Linked DNA regions of Homo sapiens: region 2 is linked to region 1. The links are chromatin contacts, found by Hi-C or POLR2A ChIA-PET in ENCODE. All regions are on one chromosome and are shown on one strand. Each heading gives the region's core, a stretch centred on a gene start or an enhancer-like site at or near the end of the contact. The rest is flanking DNA. Distances are from core to core; before and after follow the strand shown.

The links. A loop is a pair of places that touch in the nucleus more often than their neighbours do. ChIA-PET counts read pairs that join two places held with the same protein, here RNA polymerase II (POLR2A). Pooled maps may share reads with other maps.
Region 2: a loop to region 1 is called in a pooled map, with 5 times the contacts of the local background. The contact joins the enhancer-like site here to the promoter of CR1L in region 1. A Hi-C loop is called at or near these places in 3 of 168 maps with a recorded cell type or tissue (B cell, CD4-positive, alpha-beta T cell and naive thymus-derived CD4-positive, alpha-beta T cell) and 5 of 50 pooled maps. POLR2A ChIA-PET finds 5 or more read pairs at or near these places in 1 of 52 experiments (Caco-2).

The regions. Positions count from the first base shown.
Region 1 is chr1:207,642,379-207,648,423 of GRCh38, forward strand. It overlaps CR1L (complement C3b/C4b receptor 1 like), which reads left to right and starts at 2,755. Exons shown (of 12, transcript NM_175710.2): 1 at 2,755-2,952. The coding sequence starts at 2,856. It also overlaps the pseudogene CD46P1. RefSeq lists a silencer at 2,555-2,724 and an enhancer at 2,785-2,864.
Region 2 is chr1:207,960,821-207,966,865 of GRCh38, forward strand. All of the region lies in intron 2 of LINC02767 (long intergenic non-protein coding RNA 2767), which reads left to right. Among named protein-coding and RNA genes, the nearest start is that of LINC02767, 4.9 kb to the left of the region's middle. RefSeq lists enhancers at 2,445-2,544, 2,605-2,664, 3,351-3,880. Within about 2 kb of position 2,856, at least 31 of the 41 ENCODE cell types and tissues checked have a DNase peak (open chromatin) inside an H3K27ac peak, as active enhancers do; they include B cell, where a contact is called at or near this core.

The DNA.
Region 1 (6,045 bases), core at 1,505-4,004:
ATACTGCCCTTCATAAGCCCCTTAAAGGAGATCCCATAGTTCTAAACCGGGTCCACAAACACAGATATCCTCATTCTCTCCTTTTCTTCTCTTTGGCAGTTTGACAAAATCTTTAGGGGGAATTGGAGGAAACATTAATTTCCTAAATCAACTTCATTCAAAGCTTTGGCTTCAAGTTCTACCCGTTAAGGCCTCAGGAAGTTCATTGTCGACATTGAACTCAGTCACTAAAATGACCTCAAGGCTAAGGGATAGACCACAGCTCCACTTCACAAGTAAGCTTGCAACACCTGATTTAGGAAAGTTTGCTGTGCAGACAGTTGTAGCTCATCCATTTTACAGACCGATCTCGATTTGTTTCCTAGGGTCTAAAATTATTTAAATCAAAATCTCTCAGAAATTTCTGGACATTTAATAAATTCATGCTGGAGGAGAACTGGCAGAGATATGTTAAATGCACTTGACCACAAGAACCATTTATTTCATCCAATATTTACCAGCTATTCATTGTACACTTACTACAGATTTTGGCACTGGAGATATTATAAGAAAGCTCTAACCCTGACTTATGGAACTTATCCCAAAAAATAGGAAACAAGGCTCAGAACCATTCAAATGAAGCTTCAGTTAACTCAAATAAAAATTAGTTTTATAAATTTAATGTGAAAGTCTTCGAGTATATTAAGAATGGCTTGATTAACCCCAGGGATGGAAATTTTACTGATTGAAAGAAAGTTTCAATAAAATACCGATCTTTGAATCTAATCTGACACCTGAAACTAGGAAATCAAACACTAGCCATATTTTTTCTTCTATTCTTTATAATAATTTTTCTCATGAGAAAAAGGTATCTTTCTTCCAAGCCTGAAAATAAATGGAGAATTTTTAATATCTATTGATGTGGAGAAAAATAAATAGACTATCTGCTTTCACAAATAAGTGCTGGCATTGAGCCACAGAACATGTCTGTCATATTGCTCTTTCACACCATACATTAACAGGAATAATAATTTCTCCTCATTGAGTTTCCTATTTACTATCCCCTTAATTATACCTCCTTTAATTACTGTCATAGAGTGTCTGAATTTTATAATCCAAGATACTAAGATGTTTATTTGATATACCACCAGACTCAATGTCTTGTATTCTATGCCAAAAATTTGAAAATGTTTGGGAAGAGGAAATTCCGTGGTTTGGTGAACCCAGAAAGTCTTCAGTACATCTCAGTTATAGAACTGTATTAAATACATTTAAACTCTATAATTCCATAAGACCCATTTTAGGTTTATACACTAAGCATCTAATTCCTCACTATCCTCTCATACAAACCCTGTGTAATACAAGTTCTACTCCCATAATTCTATGAACAAAACAACAATTGATACATAGATTTGATTTTTAAAATACATTTTCTTTACCTTATTCTAAATGTAACATAGGGTCAACATAGAAAAAGAAAACTGAAAAGCACAAGGAAAGTGAAATATCTATAATCTTAACCATTGTTAATTTTGTTGTGTTCCAAATTAGTGTATGTATATATATATATATATATATAGCATTTTTGTTTTAATAAAAGGACTGCCAAAATGCACATGCCAATTTGGACTCTGCTTTTTCCACTTACAATGATATCATAGTTTCTCACATTTGGTATTCTTTTGCAATACTTGCTGCATAGAATTCCATCACACAAAGGTAACTGCCTCCTTATTACTTTTGCTAGACACTTAGGGTTTACATTTTTTACAAAAATTATAAATCTTTGATCACAGCTCTGATGATTTCTCTGGGAACTGAGAGCCTAACACAAGTCATTTCCACTTTAAGACTTTTAACATTCTGAAAAGTTATGTTACAAACAGAGTGCTGGTCCCCCTGCAACATGTTCACTCACATTGGCTGACGTTTTAATTCTTTGCCAATCTGAGGGGAAGAGATGTCAACTTTTTTTGTTTGCTCTTTTAATGCCAGTCATGTTCCCTTTTTTTTTCCCCCTTTTACCAGTCATACTGGCTTACTCAGAACCCTACAAATCAATCCTGCTCATTCTTAATTTTCCAACATTGTTCCTGAGATTGTTTCACCAGAAAAGTTCTCCCCCTTATCCACTTCGCCTAACAATTTCTACCCATCCCAATCCTCCTGCATTTATTGCTTCCAGGAATTTGGCACTTAGGACACCCTTGTCCTTACATTGTTCATGCATGTATATTTCGTCTTCAATAAAACATTTAGTTGCTCAAGGGCAAGGGTCCCATAGAGTCTCAATATGCTAACGGCCTGGTGTTGCTTAATAATTTAGATTCTGACGGGTCCTCTCCAGGGAGGGGAGCAAAGGGCAAATTATCTTAGGGGCTGGGAGTGCAGAAGCCAAACCTTTGAGACTGTGAAAAGAAGACGGCGCCGAGACGATTCAGTAGCAGGCATTCAAGCAAGAAAAACTCAAATATTGTTCCCAATAATGCCTGACTAATGCCAAATACCAAGTAAGGGCCCAGGCAGTCCTGACAGCCTGCAGTGCCCCAGGATAAAACTAACCCTGAGGGGTGCTAGCCCACGATAACCCCCTGCCAGGGCTCTGGACACGCCCTGTCTCCTCGAAGGCCAACGGGCTGCCCCTGCGCGCCGAGGCCCCGCCCCGCGGCCCGCCGATTGGCCCCAGCCGCCCCGGCGCTAAGACTCAATTTCACACTACGCGCCCAGGCCACGCCCACCTGTCATGCGGCCCTGGAAACTGTGAGTTTGGGGATTGTTGTGTCCACTAACCGGACTCAGAAGGGACTTCCCTGCTCGGCTGGCTTTCGGTTTCTCTGCTCACCTCCGGATAAATCACGGGGTCTCCCGCGCCGCTCATGGCGCCTCCCGTCCGTCTCGAGCGTCCCTTTCCTTCCCGGCGCTTTCCTGGGTTGCTTCTGGCGGCCCTGGTGTTGCTGCTGTCCTCCTTCTCCGGTAGGACCCCGGGGTGGATTCGCGCGTCCGCGGCGAGGCTAGAGCTCTGCTCAGTCAGTCGGGCAGGAGGCGCGGGGCGAAGCTCACTGCACGTCGTGCCTGCTTGGGATAGAGAGCGAGGCCAGGGTTCTCCGAGGGGTGCCGTGCTCAGATCCCGGGGGTATGTGGCGGGGGATGCGGGAACCACGCAGAAGCTTGTTTGGTGGCATCGTGTGCGCGGCCGACATTTACGCAGGATCTGGCTGCGTTCCCAAAAGAAGCGTGAATCGTGTTTTCGGGATTGAGCCCAGTCAGCAAGGGGAGGGCTTACTGGGCGCCCCAGGTGAGGGCTTGCTCTGGAGTGCACAGGTGCGTGGGATTGTTGCTAGAGCCCGTGCTGTGCCCGTGGTGAGAGTTTGCCCTGTGTTCCCTTGGTGCCTTGGTGAGTAGGGTGTTCATTAGGGCTTGGACAGTACCCGCGGTAAGGGTTGCAGTGCGTCTGCTGTGCCCCATGGGCTGGGCTGGCCTGGGCTGGGCTGGGCGAGCAGGGGCCTGGCCAGGTGTTGCTGGGAGCGTGCTGTGCGCAAGTGGCCTGTGTGCGGAGTTCACTGTGGGCAAGACAGCTCACTGTTTGCTTTGAGTGGAGCGAGCGCGGACTCTGCGGCTAGGGAGGGCATGTTGAGTGAGAGCAGGCTCTCAGTGCCTGGGGTTAGAGAGGTGGTAAGGGCGCACCATGCTTTTAGTGCCTTCTGTGAACAGTGTCCGTGTTGCCTGAGATCGTATTGGTCTTGAATTTTAAGTGGCTGCTTTTTTGGGGGGTGGGTGGGCCATCGAGTCATCTTCCTGTTCCCAACCAATATAGACAGTATCTGATTCCATTGCCTAGTGGCTTTTTGACATTGTTTTCCTTCTTTTCATTAGTTTGAGTCATATTTGAGAGATGTGAAGCAACCTAAAAAACACTGGTAGCCAAACCTAGTGAGAAATTAGTATCCTAACAAAGGAAGGCAGATAATGTTAATCTTGTTTTCCCCTACAGCTCATAAACTGAAGCTTAAGGCCTATCCCACTGTTTTGTATTTCATTGAATGGAATCAATATTTTTAAAAATGCATGCTAGGCCAGGCCCAGTTGCTCACACCTGTGATCCCAGCACTTTGGGAGGCCCAAGTTGGGTGATTGCTTAAGCCCAGGAGTTCAAGATCAGCCTGGACAACATGTCAAAACCCCATGTCTACAAAAAATAAAAAAATTAGATGGGCATGGTGGTGTATGCCCGTGGTCCCAACTACTCCAGAGGCTGAGGTGGGAGGATCGCTTGAGCCCAGGAGGAGAAGACTGCAGTGAGCTGTGATCATGCCACTGCACTCCAGCCTGGATGACAGTGTGAGACCCTGTCTCAAAAAAAAAAAAAAAAAAAAAAAAAGCCAAAAAATACATGCTTAAATACAGGCTTATTGTGCAAAATGAACAAAATAAAAGGACAACTGTTTTTAATATTTTGTTATATTTCCTTCTGACTTTATTGTGTTTCATGTGTATCTATGTCCAAATTATATTTAGGATCTTATTCCATGTACAGATTGTACGTTGCATTTCTTCTCTTAGGAACATTCATTCAACAAATATGGGTCTTGTATGTCTGGTGCTGTTACACTAGTAGGTAATAACAGACAATTCCTATTTTCTTTATCCTTTTTTTACTATTTGTTTACACACACGTACATGCAGGAAGATAAGCAGGGACTTTTTTTGCTCATTGTTAAGTGCTTAATGCCGGGAACACAGTAGGCAATCAACAGATGTTTGCTAAAATGTATTGGGAGTGGCAGACATTAACCAAAACATAATAGTAACAAATATATTAACCAGGGAAGTGTTCTGGAGGAAAGGAGTATAATTTTCTGACAGCATTTAACAAATGACTGGGGGGAGGGAAGGCTTTGCTTCTCATCAAACAGACAAAACTCTGCCACTTTGGGGCATCTGTGCTTTCTGTTCCCTCAGTCCTGGAACGTTCTCCCCATGACCTGCTGCATAAATGGGCTGTTTCTTCTGCAAGCTCAGCTGGAATGTTACCGCTTCAGAGACCTTCTTGGAACCCCCCAACTCAGGTTGAACACATACAACCCAGTTCAAGTACCTCTTGTAATCACCCTTTTAAAGTGATCTTTTCTGTTCTCTGTCTCTCCCCATCAGAATGCAGGAATCTTCTGTCTTCCCCCATTTGTGGTTCCAAAAGCCCCATTTGTTTGCTTCTGTATGAACCCTAACTCAGTATCCATATAGACATCTGTTAAATATCAGAAAATTAAATATACTATTTGGCTGGGGCTTAGAGCCTAGGAAAAAGTCCCTCCTGCCTCCAAGAGGAAGGTTCTTTAAAGAGCTATGCTCAGGATGGTCTTTCTGTTGTACCTAAAAAGCTAGGGCAGCAGCAGCTGAGGGCCAGAAAGGATCTGTCTCCCCTGTTTATGTTGACTCTGCAGGGCTTCCAGTACTTCAGTCTTGCATCTCACTGATCATTAAAACGTTCATTTTGAAGGAGGGTGATGGGATTAGGGAGCAGTGGTGTTAAGAAGAAAACGAAAGGACTTTTTTTTCTTTTTAAAGATTAATGTTTAGAATAGGCTTAGTACTAGAAGTACATACAGCCTGGGCATCATAAGGAGAGCCCACCTCTACAGAATATTAAAAACAAAAAATTAGCCAGGTGTGATGTTGCATGCCTGTGGTCCCAGCTACTTGGGAGGCTGAAGGGCGTGAAGGGGGAGGATCACTGGAGCCCCCATGGTCAAGGCTGCAGTGAGCCCTAATCATACCACTGCACTCCAGCTTGGGTGACAGAGTGAGACCCGGTCTCAAACACACACACACACACACACACACACACACAGACACACACACACACACAGAAAAAAAAAAAAAACCTGGAAGTTGAAGAAGATAATGAAAGCAATTTGAAATAGAGGAACATAGAATTATAAAATGAATAGGGTGCAACATGGAAGATAACAAAACTAAAAATGAAGAGAAGGAAAAATAAGGTTAAGTTTGAGGTTGATAGGGTTAAATCAAGACAGGTATGAAACCTAGAGAAAGTAAAAATGAGAA
Region 2 (6,045 bases), core at 1,606-4,105, 320 kb after region 1:
ACCCCACAAGAGTTGCGGTAAGACTCAAAATGGATAATGGCCACACAGTGCTCTGGGAAGTGTGAAGTGCCTCATAAACATAAGATGGTATTATTCATAGAAGCCATTGCAGGCAACAGGAATACAAAGATGAATGCCATCTTGGAAACTTTCAGGCTAGCAGGGGAAATATGAATGGCCATACAGTTAAAATATAAAACAGGGCATGCAAATGCTCCACCAATATGCCCGCGTGGTGCCAACTCATACTGATTTTGTAATAACAAAGAATATATACAGGTCTATCTGGGTGACCTCTACTACTATTGCAAGAACTCCTCTCCACAATGGCTCTAGCCAATCTGTCTCCCCTCTACAATTAGCTTCCTTCTTACCACCTGCGTGATCTATGGCAGGATTTTTTTTCCTTTGGAGTGTGTTTGTATTAGTTCCCTATTGCTGCTGTGATTGATAACCACACACGTAGTGGCTTAAAACAACACACGTTTGTTATCTTACAGTTCTGGATGTAAGAAGTCCAAAATGTGTCTCACTGGGCTAAAATCAAGGTGTCAGCAGGACTGTTCCTTCTGGAGGCTCTGGGGGAGACTGTTTCCTTGACTTCTCCAGGTTTTCGAGGCCACCTGCATTCCTTGGTCTGCGGCCCCTTCTCCATCTTCAAAGCTATCAGTGACCAGCCGAGTCTTTCTCACATTGAATCACTGCCACCTCTGCTTCTGTGGACACATCTCCTTCTTTCCCTAACACTGTTTTCTCCCCATCTCAAGAATCTTAATATAATTATATCTTTAAAGTTCCTTTTGCCTTGTAAGGTAGCCGTTTCACAGGTTCCAGGGATTAACACCTGGACATCTTTGAGTCGGAGGGAGCATTTATCAAAAAACAAAAACCCTAGGGCCTCAAACAAAACATTTTTAAAAGAGAAATATAAAAGCTTCAACTCTTCTTCAAATAAGTAACATAGCAACTTTTTCTATAAATGTAACAAATTCTGAAAAAAAAAACCAAAAAAAACAAAGAAACAAACTTTCAGTTCCTAACTACACCCATAAAAAATCAGACTCCCTGGTGTCAGGGAAGAAGAAACAATGGGTGACAATAAATAGACTCCACATAAAAGGGAAGGGAAAGGCTCCCTAGGTTGAGAAGTTATGATATGTGCTTCACTGGGAATGTAGGTACAGCCTTTGGAAATGATTAGTTGTTAACAATTGTCCACAGCTCTTCAGCTGCTCTACTTTATAATCCTTTAGTGTAGTGACATCTAAAACATTTTTTAAATAAATCAATCAACTGTATTTTTTAGAAAAATTTTAGTTCACAGCAATATTGAGCAGAAAGTAGAGTTGCTTGTCCCTTCACCCTCCTCCCACTTAAAACATTTTTAAAGCATTAATAGAATTCTTGGCTCCTTATTTTCCCCCCAAAAGAAATTCCTACCTAAAAAATAAAAATCGTGCTGCTCTGGTTCAAGTGGACTCATGGAGTCCCTCAACCTCTGTAAATCCTACTGCATGGTTTAACACCTGTTTTGCAGTTACTTCTCTTGAGTGGAATAATGAGAATAACTCAAGTTAGAAAGTACCCTCCGGACCACAGAAGTAGGGAGACTGTCATGTTGGAAATTATTCTCCAGGCTTCAGAAGCAAGAATTGTCATAATATTCTCCCAGGAATTAGAAAAGAGCAGGCTCTTGTTCTGACGTAGAAGCATAGAGTCTTCTAGGCCATAAATCTGCTTATTTTAGTTACAATAGTGAAAGGGCCAGTGGGCAACACGGTAAAAAGTACATGGGCCCAGAAATTGGGGACTTGGATGGGGCAGCTGGGATGTAGGGGACATATTAATTAAGACCTAGTGTGGGCCTTTCGTATTCTGGGTCAGATAAGTGAACAAGCAGGTGAGGTTCTGTGTGGGCTACCCTGGAATACAGTGTTGCATAGGGTTGTGTGAGAGGTGCGGGGAACGCCTAGAAAACTTTGCAGGGAGAATGTTTTCTAAGCCAACACCTAGAAGACAAGCAAGAGTTTGCTGGGCAGAGAGTGAAGCTGGGCGCGGCTGGGATCATGGAGCCGGATGTGCACAGCCGGGACATGGGGAAGAGCTGCAGTGGAGAGTGGGGTATGGTGGAGAGCAGTCAGGGCCAGACGATGCTGGCGGGCCTGGAGGCCTTGGGAGCGCTGACTTTCTCCAAGAGCTGGGGGTGCCAGGACAGGGTCCCAAGCAGCGGCCCTACGTGGCCTGGTTTGCTCTTCACTGGCAAGCTCCATGGCCCTGGGCAATGTGCTGCTTCTGTTTTTCTTCTCATCGGTGCCTGGCTGAGCTCTGGAATCGTTTCCTGCTCTGAGCCTGAAACTTCAAGCAGTAAGAAGACGGTCCACAGCCCGGTTACTGGGGCTCTGCAAATGCGACGTTCCCAGTGGCCCTCTCCCAGGCTCCGGGCCTCCGGGTAGAGGAACTTCTGTCTGTAAAGGATGAAGGCGACCTTGCTCAGGCTGCAGCGGGATGGAGAAACGTGACCCAGCGGAGGGGCTTTCGGCTGCGAGGTGCGAGAGGCGACCCGAGGGGTGAAAGCAAGGCGAGTGCGGTCAGCGCACCGGGCTGGGCGGCCTCCCAGCCGGCCGGGGAATTCGTTCCCAGCTCCAGCCGCATCTCACCGCCTCTATCGCGCCTTTGGGGCCTCAGAGGGAGGCTGCATGGCCCGGAGGCCTGAAATCCGCCATTTGTTCCCTCCCGGGGCGGCAGAGCCACAGCTCACTGAAGGCTGCAGCCTCGGCAGCCGGAAGCGCTGGCCGGGCGCTTGGCCAGCGACCGCCTCGGGTCGGCCTCGGGTCTGCGCAGGCGCAGGCTCGGGAAGCCGGGCGCGGTGGTGTTTCTGCGGCCCGCGGCTGCCCTCTCGTGGCCGCAAGGCGCCATGGCACGGCCGCTTCCACGCAGCGGAGGTGCGCTGGCCGGAAGGCGGCGGGTCCGGCCAGCCAGGGAGACCAGCCAAGCGCTGTGTTTTTCCAGGTCCGCGCGGGCCAGGGGAACCCTGCGTGTTTGCTTGGTGGGAGTGGTTTACTGGGAAAGTAGACGGAAGGTACCCTGCAAATCGGCGTGCACTGTATTGTTTGGGAGTCAACAGCCTGGAAAGTAAATATCAGGTGAGGGCAGTGCTGGGAACCACCGCCTGCCCCCTCCCCTGGCCTTGGCCCTGACTTTGAGCGGGGCACCGCGGGCCAAACAGCTCGGCGGCCCAGGGGAGAGGGAGGAGGAGGAGGAGGCAGGCAGCGGGGGAGGTGTCAAGACTCAGAAATAGGAGCCAGCTAGGCCCAACATACGCCTGCCACCCCAGGGGCTGCAAACAGGGAATACCATCCCTTCTGCCCACCCCACGAAGACATCGTACACCCCGACGAGTCACCATTCCAGAAAGGCTGGCTTTCTGCAAGCGTGCGGGGGCGGTGAGAGTGGAGGGTGGCGGGGTTGCTCGGGGCCCACCCAAGCATAACTGTCTGAAGGGCACACCTCACAACGGAAGGTTTAGGCGAGAGGGGTGAACCCACACTCTGGCACGAGAATCATATGTTCTGTTCCACCCAGGGAGCCGCACTACATAGAGTTCTCTTTAAATTCATCTTCACTGGCTGGGTGTGGCTGAGTCTTCTCCTATCTCCTGATTCTCAGTTAACTTTTTGCGTCCCACCCTGTTCTTGTCTCAAGCAGTCGCTTTGGAATGTGTTTCCTCTCGTCCGGGGTTTGAAGATTAGTCATGAAAAACATCACTCTGCCCTTGCTGAAGTGCATGTTGGCTACTCGATCATTCCACCTGTGTGCCCCAAGACGGTCTGCTAAGGAGGGCTCCCCTCTTTTCCATGCCCTCTCAGCTCCAGACTCCATCCCATCCATCAACATTATCCTGTGCCCCCGAGGGAGGAGGGCGGGGGAGGGTTTCTGTGCCTGGATTATTGGTGAGAGGAGAGCAAGTGCAGAAATGAAGCTATGACTCTTGCAGAAGTCATGCATTCCGTTCAAGGATATTCCTTTCCGTAGCCTCCACACATTCCCTCTGGCTGCAGGCCCCTGGGATTTTTCTGTGTGACCCCGTCACATTGCATCTGTATAGATTGTCAAAGCACCTCATGACTGTGGAGGAAGAAGTCGGGGACAGAACATGGATCTGGAAGGCTCACAGCATGGATTTGGTAGGGTGACACAATGTCCCATGTTCTTCAAGAAATGTCTAGACTAGGTGATTGATTCTATCGTAGATCTGGCACAATGCTCCTGCCACACAGGGGGCAAATTGAGATCCAGAGAGAAGTGACTGGCCCAGGTCACTCAGCCAGCTGGTAACTTAGCTGGAATTCGTTCCCAGGTCTCCTGACATCCAGTTCATTCATTTTTTGCACGTTTCCTGAGGACTTACTGTATGCTAGGCACTGTTGTAGGTGCTAGGCATATACAAAGTGCCCGTATAGAGCTTGTGTCTTGTAGTGTGTGTGTGGGGAGATTGTGGATAAACAAATAAACAGATTTATCCAGAATGCCACATGGTTAAAAGTTTTTATGATACTCAGTGCCTCTTTTCCTCTTGTTTTTGAAGGGAATGGGTTTGAGGCTTGAGAAGAGATGTTCACTCATACACTGGGTCATTAAATAAACATTAGAGGATGCCCCACTATGTGCCAGATGCTGTGCAGGGCACACAGATATAAAGGCAGGGGTCTGTCTTCAAAAGCTGCCACCAGCTGGGCAGATAAGGTATTCCTCTTAGCATCTTTACATGGATTTCTGTAATTGTTATGCTAATTGTTTTTCTCCCCAGATCTCTCCCAAAAAGGATGCTTGTAGAAAACGATGATTCTGAAATGGTACAAATCCCTTTCCCAAAAGGCATCTCAAAGCCAGCCGCTGCTACTGACTTATTGATGGCTATCACCCAGTGGCCTTGGGGAGGCGGTGGGAAGCCCAACCACTGCCTGTAATAAGGAGAGACAACTCAGCATCCACCCTGCAGTGAATAATAGAACAAAAAGCTGCCGGCGCCTGCAGGATCAAAGCACATGAGCGATCACAGTGTCTCTGGGTTAAATAGATCCGCGAAGGCCAGGCAGCCAGCAGATGTCATGGAACTTTTTGGGGGAGAAGTCTGGGTTATGGAGGAAGCCTCAGCTGGATTTCAGTACCTTACAAGATGCTCTTCTGTGGCTCTCTCCTGCTAACCTTCCTTGGACATGGAATAATCTTCCCTTTATCCTCCCTCTTCACCACTGCTGTTCCCAAAGTCTAAAAAGATGGGGGCAGGAGGTGAGACAGGAGGGGATGGGAAAAGAATACTGGACCAGGAGGCAGGAGACACTGGATCTGTGAGTGAAGGCAATGCTGAATGACTTCCATGGCCTCAGTCTCCCCATCTGTAAAATGGGAAGGTTGATATATGGCCTCAACCTTTCTGCCCACTTTGATAAACCATATTTCACCAAAAAGAGGCAGAGGGGATCTGTTGCTTTTCAGATTCCTGTCCAGTTACTTCTAGGTCAGACAGAATGATTGCCCCAATGATTCTGGGTCCGCAGACTCAGTCTGTGAAACCCCATTTCTTGGAGGAGTTGGGATCAGGACAGGCAAGAAGACTATACTATTCCTGCCTCCTATTTGCTCCCTCTTGCCAGTGGGGAAATCAGTGGCAACCTTAGAGTAATCTTGGAGGGGTGGGGGGATGAGTTATTATTGGGATTTTTATCTGCAAAGAATATTTTCAGATGTTGTTTGTGCATTTAAATGTACATGCAGTTCTAGAGGAGAAGACTCTAGTGGTTGCGGTGCTGTGAGGCATTTTGCATATATTTATCTCACTCAAGAAGAACTGTGGGGTCCTTGTGAAAGTAAGTGTGTATGTGTGTGTGTGTGTGTGTGCGCATGTCCTGAGTCAGCCTGAGTCCTGAGCCTTTTGTCTTTGCTCCTGAGTAAGCCACTGGGGGAGGTAAATATATAATTGGAGGAAGAAATGTGTCAGAAAATAACTTCTTTACTTGTGGAAAGTCATTGAAAACCCTTGGTTTT